3 separate regions of the Homo sapiens genome follow, and regions 1 and 3 are each linked to region 2. A link is a contact called in ENCODE Hi-C or POLR2A ChIA-PET data. All regions are on one chromosome and are shown on one strand. Each heading gives the region's core, a stretch centred on a gene start or an enhancer-like site at or near the end of the contact. The rest is flanking DNA. Distances are from core to core; before and after follow the strand shown.

Evidence for each region. Hi-C counts contacts between places; a loop is a spot of excess contacts on that map. ChIA-PET counts read pairs that join two places held with the same protein, here RNA polymerase II (POLR2A). Pooled maps may share reads with other maps.
Region 1: a map of naive thymus-derived CD4-positive, alpha-beta T cell shows a loop between it and region 2 (7-fold over the local background). The contact joins the promoter of SELL here to the promoter of SFT2D2 in region 2. A Hi-C loop is called at or near these places in 1 of 168 maps with a recorded cell type or tissue (naive thymus-derived CD4-positive, alpha-beta T cell), 2 of 37 single-sample maps with no recorded cell type and 4 of 50 pooled maps. POLR2A ChIA-PET finds 5 or more read pairs at or near these places in 1 of 52 experiments (activated B cell).
Region 3: a loop to region 2 is called in a map of naive thymus-derived CD4-positive, alpha-beta T cell, with 17 times the contacts of the local background. The contact joins the promoter of KIFAP3 here to the promoter of SFT2D2 in region 2. A Hi-C loop is called at or near these places in 1 of 168 maps with a recorded cell type or tissue (naive thymus-derived CD4-positive, alpha-beta T cell), 1 of 37 single-sample maps with no recorded cell type and 9 of 50 pooled maps.

What each region holds. Positions count from the first base shown.
Region 1 is chr1:169,710,337-169,713,419 of GRCh38, reverse strand. SELL (selectin L) reads left to right here and starts at 1,800. Exons shown (of 9, transcript NM_000655.5): 1 at 1,800-1,924; 2 at 2,903-2,984. The coding sequence starts at 1,922.
Region 2 is chr1:168,224,604-168,227,466 of GRCh38, reverse strand. It overlaps SFT2D2 (SFT2 domain containing 2), which reads right to left and starts at 1,463. Exons shown (of 8, transcript NM_199344.3): 1 at 1,325-1,463. The coding sequence starts at 1,387. RefSeq lists enhancers at 257-306, 427-506, 809-1,542 and a silencer at 1,167-1,796.
Region 3 is chr1:170,073,135-170,076,184 of GRCh38, reverse strand. KIFAP3 (kinesin associated protein 3) reads left to right here and starts at 1,490. Exons shown (of 20, transcript NM_014970.4): 1 at 1,490-1,749. The coding sequence starts at 1,718. RefSeq lists enhancers at 1,262-1,561, 1,622-1,681.

The DNA.
Region 1 (3,083 bases), core at 551-3,050, 1.5 Mb before region 2:
GTTGAATTTTATCCAAGGCCTTTTCTGCATCTATTGAGATAATCACGTGGTTTTTGTGATTGGTTCTGTTTACGTAATGGATTCTGTTTATTGATTTGTGTATGTTGAACCAGCCTTGCATTCCAGGGATGAAGCCAACTTGATTGTGGTTGATAAGCTTTTTGATGTGCTGCTGGATTCAGTTTGCCGTATTTTATTGAGTATTTTCGCAATGATGTTCATCAGGGATATTGGCCTGAAATTTTCTTTTTTTGTTGTGTCTCTGCCAGGTTTTAGTATCAGGATGATGCTGGCCTCATAAAATGAGTGAGGGAGGAGTTCCTCTTTTTCTATTCTCTGGAATAGTTTCAGAAGGAATGGTACCAGCACCTCTTTGTACCTCTGGTAGAATTTGGCTGTGAATCCATCTGGTCCTGGGCTTTTTTTAGTTGGTAGGCTATTAATTGCTGCCTTAATTTCAGAACTTGTTATTAGTCTATTCAGGGATTTGACTTCTTCCTGGTTTAGTCTTGGGAGGGTGTATGTGTCCAGGAATTTATCCATTTCTTCTAGATTTTCTAGTTTATTTGTGTAAAGATGTTTATAGTAATCTCTGATGGTAGTTTGTATTTCTACGGGATCAGTGGTAATATCCCCTTTACCATTTTTTATTGTGTCTATTGATTCTTCTTTCTTATTAGTCTAGCTAGTGGTCCATCTATTTTGTTAATCTTTTCAAAATGCAGCTCCTGGATTTATTGATTTTTTGAAGGCTTTTTCGTGTCTCTACCTCCTATGGTTCTGCTCTGATCTTAGTTATTTCTTGTCTTTCGCTAGTTTTTGAATTTGTTTCTTAACCTCTTTGAGACTCTTTAGAATGGGGATAATAATCATATCTATAGCAGAGAGCTGTTATAAAGATTAAACAATATAATAAATATGGGGCGCTGAGCTTCAGAGTTTTTGTTGTTGTTATTATTATTTTCCTAAAAATGCAAATCTGATTTGCATTTGACTCATTGACTCACATCAGTGGGTCTTCCTTTTTATTGTCCTTCATCATATGGGTCCTAATTTCACATGCAGTCTTATAAAACCATCTCATTTTATAGTCCAAGAATATTAAAGGTACTTGTAGGCTCCCAAACCTACACGGTGAAAAGCTAGAGAGCATGGGCTCTCTTCAGGGGTTAACTTCAGGAAGTGCCACTAACAAGGACGTCCACTAGGTGGTGAGCAAGGAAAGACGGAGGTGAAGGAACCGAAACGAGTCAAGTCCACTGCTTAGCTCTACTGAAGTTTTGCAAACATCATAAATATGTCTGAAATGCAGTTTTGATTTGTAGTATTTGCAATTTCCAAGGGCCATTTACCACAGGTAGCCAAGAGTTAGTTTAGCATTTATGAAAAAGATAGGGGAGGGTGGTGGAAAAGAAGGAGGAGGAGGAGAGAGAGAAGGAGGAAGAGGAGAACAAGAACCAAACAAAAACAAGAACAAGAACAAGTAGAAGAAGAGGAGCAGGAGGAAAAAGAAGAGGAAGAAGAACAGCAACAACAATGAGTGAAGGAGGAGGAGGGTAAGGAAAGATGCATAGGAGAATGGAAGGAAGGATAGAAAGGAGGGAAGGAAGAGAGAATCTAGTCACATTACTTTCTGATCAGCAGTTCATTTTTGTCTCAGTGGGAGGCAATAGAGGCCAGTCTAGGAAAGGGGTGGGGAAAGAGGAAAGAGAAGTGCAGGAGGAAGGGGAGGGAAAAGGGGAGGAGGAGGAGGATGTGAGACTGGGTTAGAGAAATGAAAGAAAGCAAGGCTTTCTGTTGACATTCAGTGCAGTCTACCTGCAGCACAGCACACTCCCTTTGGGCAAGGACCTGAGACCCTTGTGCTAAGTCAAGAGGCTCAATGGGCTGCAGAAGAACTAGAGAAGGACCAAGCAAAGCCATGGTGAGCCTTTCAGCCTAAAAGACGTTTAGATGCTCAGATAGAAACTCTTGGGGTTGTAGAGGCAGGTGGCAAGGATAGGAATCACCCCATTTCAATTCTGGTTTTAAATAATATAGAAACTAAACATTTTCTCAGACCCTCAAAAAAAGTGATCCTGAAATCTTTCTTCTCAGATATGCTGATTTCCTCTTCTTGACTTTGTCTCTGGGGAGACTCTTGAAGAAATACTATTGAAATCAGATCTTTTGCAATAAACACTGTGTCTACCTGAGAAGTGATATGCTTTGGAAGATAGAATTTTTTTAAAATTATACTTTAAGTTCTAGGGTACATGTGCACAACATACAGGTTTGTCACACATGTATACATGTGCCATGTTGGTGTGCTGCACCCATTAACTCGTCATTTACATTAAGTATATTTTAAGGTGTGCAGGAAATTTGTGACTTTGTCATTTCAGTTGCTCAAAAAGGTATTTCTTTTTATTAAAAAAAGAAATACTTTTCTTTCCTGGTGTCTGGCTATCTAATTTTTTTTTTTTTTAGGTATTTGAGGCATTGACCCATTATGATCAAGAGTGAGGCTATAACATTAAATATAAGCATCAATAGTTAATTAAGCAGCAACAATACTTTAAAAAATATACATAGTAAATATTAAATAGTTTTATCTAATAGCTCAGCAGAAAAGCAGGTATAAAAATTACCAAACCATAGAAAAAATTCAGGGCAGTACCGATTAGCAACTTGAGACTAAAGCGTAAAAATAAAATAGAACAAAACAAAACTGTGCATCAGTTCTGATGTAAATTTGAAGTAATTTTTCATCTATGTCTGAGAAACCTGTTACCTCAGACAGGGTTAGTAGACATATGTGTTTTATTCTGATTATTAAGAAAGTTGTAAGCACCACCTCAAAGGCTATAAATGTGTGGTTTAAGAGTATACATCTAAATATAATTTTGTATTTCATTTGCAGATATTTCCATGGAAATGTCAGAGCACCCAGAGGGACTTATGGAACATCTTCAAGTTGTGGGGGTGGACAATGCTCTGTTGTGGTATGTTATGATATTTATATATCGCTAAGTCTATTTTACTTATATTCATTTTTCTTAAATATCCACTAGTTATACATAGTCTAAGGGAAAATTATTTCA
Region 2 (2,863 bases), core at 214-2,713:
ATTCGGAGATGTCATGCTAAGTCCCAGTATCACACAAAACAAAACCGAATAAAATCAGCAACCACAAACGTGGGTGAAAGCAGCTTGCTGAGAAAGAAGAACTTGCTGAGAAACCAGAAGAAACACTGATTAGTTTCCAGTTGGCCATATCATCTTAACATCCTCATTTCACAGATGGGGAACGGAGGCTAAAGAATACACCAAAAAGCGAAGAGAAACGTTATTTTGTCATCCAAAAAGGAAAACAAAAGCTAAAAGCACCCTAAATAGAAATGCAGCATTCTGTGTGGTTCTACAACATAGGACATTAGTGGCCAGGTTTCAGCACGATCAAAACTTTTCTAATAGGCCGGGCGCGGTGGCTCATGCCTGTAATCCCAGCACTTTGGGAGGCAGAGGTGGGCGGATCACTTGAGGTCAGGAGTTCGAGACCAGCCCGGCCAAGATGGTGAAACCTCGTCTCTAGTAAAAATACAAAAATTAGCCGGGTTTGATGGCGGGTGTCTGTAATCCCAGCTACTTGGGAGGCTGAGGTGGGAGAATCGCTTGAACCCAGGAGGCAGAGGCTGCAGTGAGCCAAGATCGCGCCACTGCACTCCAGCCTGGGCGACAGAGTGAGACTCTGTCTCAGAAAAAAAGAAAAAAAAGCTTTTCTAATAAAACAAACCAACACGCAGGCAGTCTCCTGAGGCGCTGGGTGTCTAGAGACTAGTTGTGGGCAGTGTGGACAGAGACACAAGATGTGGTCCCTGTCCTCATGGGATGGGGGCAGTTTCTCACCCCCAATCACAAGGCAATGTGTACAGGGGCGGGTGGGAGTGTCACACCCTACAACCTAAACCGGACAGAAAACCAAGGCAGAGCTCGGGGCGCGGCCACCAGCCCCGTCGCGAGGTAGGGACCGCCACCCCAACACCCCAGTCCGGGTCTGGGGCCCCGACCCACCCAGCAAAGGCTCCTTCCGCCTGGACCTCGGGGCCCCCAGCCCTACCCGGCCCTAAAGCGCATTCCCCGGCCGGTGGGGCCGGGGCCGACAGCCCAGTCGCCCACCCTCCCACTCGCAGCTCAGTCCGGGGATTTCCTCCTGCGCCGCCCCCTTGTCAGGGAGGATGGGCTGAAGGGGCGCGGGGCAGAAAAGGACGCCGCGGCCACTGCCCCGTGTAGTGCCAGACCTCTTCGCGGAGCCCTGCAGAAGAAGAGGAGGAGAAGGGGCAGAGCTACCGTCCAGAAACTCCAGGGAGTCCCCGCAGGCTTCCCAGGCCCGGGCAGGGGACGCAGGGCGGGAGCGCGGCGAGAGGGGGCCGACGGCCCCGGGCTCACTCACCTCGGACAGGCCGCTCCGGTCCTCCGTGTCCTGCCCGCTCAGCACCTTCTTCAGCTTGTCCATTGCGGCCCAGTCCCCACCAGCTCCAGCTCCTCAGCGGCAGCCTGTTGCGCTCGCTAAGTTGACGGCTCTTCCGGGTGCTAGGCAGCCGCCCAGCCGCCCAGGCGCCAACCGCGGCGCGCCCCGCCCAGGCACCTGCCCACCGGGGGGCTCCCGGCATGCCCCGCGCGCCCGCGCTCGCCTCCGCTTGTTTTGGTCCCGGGGGGCGCGGCGGGCCGGAGGGGCTGGGATTGAAGACCACCAGGCGCTGCCAAACACTAATTCGGCGTCCAGAGCAGTTTCAAACCGGAACGGGCCGCGCTCCCTCGCCCTACTTGATCCAGTCAACGAATGCCGAGCACCTACCACGTGCAAGGCTCCGGAGACACAAAGACGGGGGAGAAGCCTTGTGCAGACGGGAACAAAGGCTGTGGTTCATCCATATTGCGATCGTGCCTACACAGGAAAAGATTTTCTTTTTAATCACTCAAGGCCTTAGTCTGGTGTGGTGGGGCGTGCCTGGAAGCCCAGCTACTCCGGAGGCTGAGGCAGGAGGCTCACTTGAGCCAAGGAGTTCCAGGCTGTAATGAGCTATGACCAGGATACTGCACTCCAGCATGGGCAACAGAGCGAGACTCTGTCTCAAAAAAAAAAAAAAAAAAAGTGACTGAAGGAATGTTGAAAGGAATAATAGATTGTTAAATTGTTTTGTGTTTGTACAATTGTTTTTTTTTCTGACCTTAAAAAAACTAAAAGTAGACTGGGCATGGTGGCTCATGTCTGTATTCCCAGCACTTTGGGAAGATGGCTTGAGCCCGGGAGTTCCAGACCAGCCTGGGCAACATAGGGAGACCTCATCTCTTCAAAACATTCTTAAAAATTAGCCAGGCATGCTGGCGGGCATCTGTAATCCAAGCTACTTGCGAGGCTGAGGAGGAAGAATGGCTTGGACTCAGGAGGTCAAGGCTGCAGTAAGCCATGATTGTCAGTACAGTAAGCCACTGCACTCTAGCTTGGGCAACAGAGTGGAAACAATACAAATGGCCACCAACTGATTAATGGTAAATAAAATGTGACATACCCATGCAATAAAAAAGAATGGAGTACTGACACATGCTACAACGTGGATGAACCTCGAAAACATTGTATTAAGTGAAAGAAGTGTGGAGCCCGAAAATTTGAGACAGGTCTCAGTTAACCAGGAAGTTTATTTTGCCAAGGTTGAGGAACAGCACCTGTGACACAGACTCAGGAAGTCCTGACGACATGTGCCCAAGGTCGTTGGGGCATAGCTTGGTGTTATACATTTTAGGGAGACATGAGGCATCCGTCAATATGTGTAAGAAGTACATTGGTTGTGTTTGGAAAGGCGGGACAACTCGAAGCAAAGGCAGGAAGACTCAAGGGGGGAGGGGGCTTCCAAGTCACAGATAGGTGAGAGACAAATGGTTGCACTCCTTTGAGTTTTTGATTAGCCTTTCCAAAGGAGGCAATCAGATG
Region 3 (3,050 bases), core at 241-2,740, 1.8 Mb before region 2:
TTCAACACCAAAATTTTTATTCAGTGACAACTATGGGCTGAATGCAAAAGTGAACGAAATAAGTTCTCTGAGCTCAAGGAGCTAACTTACATTCCAAAAATCCTTGTTATATTATCTATGCATTTTAATGTATATTTTGGTCTTCCAATTTTACGTATTGTGAAGATTTTAAAGTAATCTAGCCTGCTATATTACCATTAAAGGTGTTATAAATGATAATTTGTAAAATTTTACATTAGTTTGCAGAATTAATATTTAGAAAAACAAAAAATAGGAAGTCCAATGAGGAAGGAATTGCAGTACTCTAGGTATAAAGTGATTAGACTATTGGTAGAAGTAAGAATGTAGAAAAAAACTGGACTACCTGAATATCTTGAAGGAAGAAAAGATAGAATTTTGTAACACTTTAGTAAGAGGGCATGATACAGAGGAAGGAGTCAAAATTAGCTGCAAATTTTCTTCCCTTTCAGAATGAAAGAATGACTATAACATCTACAGAAATAGTGTAGCTGGTGTGAATGGGTGGGAAGATAAAAATATATTTTGTTGGGTAAGGACTGTATTTCTATATTTAATATACCATGCAGTGCCTTAACATGGTGTTTTACACATAACGGATAATCAATAATTGCATCAATGTACTACATTTGAAAAAAGCAGCAGAGCAACTACGTGCACGTCTCAAAGCAACTGGGAAAACAGGACTAGAAGACAGTGAATAAGTGACAAGATTATAGGTGAGCAGGGGGAGTAGAGGTGCTTTCTTTGCATCCCTAGAGCCTGGTTTGGTGTTTGGCACACAGCCAGCCCTCAATTCACATTTACCAAATAAATGAACCTATATCATTTGCATAGACATAATAGCTGAACCCATGGGAATAGATCTTAAACCAGAGAACATGCAGTTAAAAAAGAACCCTTCTTTCCTATGCCCTGCACTGCTAACAATTGCCTGCCTCAGAAGAAGCAATTCTAAACATACCTTGAGTTCAGGATAATTGGTGGAGTTGGAATTTCAGGAACTGTTTTTTGTTGCTGTTGTTTGTTTGTTTGTTTGTTTGTTTTGGTTGGGGGAGGTGTATTCTAGATTTAAGACATCAAAGTGACAGACTTGCCGCCTTCAAAGTTATATCCATTTTGTACAACGGTCAGATTATCTCCATAAGTTAGAGCTTGTAAGTGCAATCAGGGCCATTCAGGCCCCCAAATAGAAACCTCCCTTATTAGCTGGACTGCTGTATAGCATTCGCTAACTAAAAGGTTATCGGATTCCCCTCTCTCCTTTCAAGCTGACCTGACAGCCCTTTCTATTCCCATCCTCAAGGGGGCGGTGACTACGGAGCCACTCCTTATACACGGACGCTCAAAACTGCACCAAAACTTCCCTGCTCGGCTCCCCGGTGCGTCAAACTCTGAGGCCACCGCCTCAGACTGAGCCTGCGCATACAAGAGGTGCAGAGCAAGCGCATGCGTCGTGACGGCCCGGCTTAGGCGACTCTGGGCGGGTCTGGGCCGCTCCAGTGTTTTGGGGCACAGAAGCTGTGGGAGGAGCTGGAGGCTTCACCGTGGTAACCACAGCGCCGCTGCTGCCCCGCCTTGCAGGCCTCAGGACTGTCATCGCCTCTGGGTGTGAGGGTACTTTGGCCACCGTCCCCGGAAATAACCGCGCCTGCCTCTCAAGATACCCCATCCTCTCCACGCCGCTGCCGCTGCCGCCATGCAAGGGGAGGACGCCAGATACCTCAAAAGGTGACGACTCCCCAAGGCTCTGTCCTACCCTCCTTGCCAGGGCCCTGAAGATGTTCTTGGGTTGGCTGTGAGATGTCACTGGGCAACGCTAGTTTAGCAGACGGGATGGGAAGCAGGGAGAGAAGTCACCGAAAGGAGAGGGAAAAGGTGAAGTGGAGAAAAAAGGAGAGCTCTGGGGGGGTTTCAAAGTCCTTTGACCTGACTCGGCGGAGCCCTGACAGCATTGAAAGATGGTTTCTTCGCTACATCACCTTATTCCAGGGGGAGAGGGAGGTAGGGCAAGGTAAACCGCGTCTTTTGTTTTTTTTTTCGCCTCTTCCCAGACTCTCCATTTTCCCATAATAGATAAATCCCATGAGAGCCTGGGAATAAAGTCTGGTGCATCCGCCCTCAGGCCTCAGTTTGGGGTTCATTGCCATGGGCTTTTGAAATGATGAAGGGGAAAGAAGTGGTGGATTCTACTTTTTGGAAGGCTGAATTGAGATGTTGATTTCCAGTCTCTTTCTGCTTTCCGCATCCATGTCATCCATTTGACTCCCATGTATACAACATAATTTTTGTAGGACATTTAGTAATTATTAAGAGGTTTGTTCAGAAGTTTGATGACAATAAAATAGGCCATAATTTCTTTTAAATATAGTATCAGTTACTCAAAAAAATTGTAGTCTGTTGGGATTATTTGGGTGCTGGCAAATACTCAGATCATTCCTGATTTGGAAAAAAAAAAAGATACCTCCCACTGAACCAAGAGTAAGCAGTGATCCAATAGAAAAAAATTTTAATTCAGTACTGATTCAGTAAATACCCTGGAAAAGTCGCATGTATTCCTTTGGGCACGGTTTCCTCATCTGAAAATGGGACAGGCGTTACCTTCTGAGAGATACAAGGACGAAAGATGAAATACTTTTAAAAAATGAAACATGAATGTAAGGTGGTGGTATTATTTCAAGTCATAATACACTTGCAGTGAATATTTTTATTCTGGCTTGGCTGAGCTCTCATCATCACAGAAAGATCTTCCAAGTGTTAGTAGACTCATAGAAGGGATTCAAACAATTGTATAATAAATAAATCAACTCTATTGTCCTGGCAAGACAGGCATATATTGACTGTCTTTTTTATTTTATGTAAATATATCTGAAACTGGCAAATAGCCAGACTTTGTCAGTAAAAATTTTTAAATGAATATATAAGCCTACATCAGTGTTTATTTCCTCACTGAATTTTACTTAACGTTGGTTTTTAAAATACCTTGGTTAAAAATTTTGTGACAGAAGAAAATAAATTGCCTTTTAACTTTA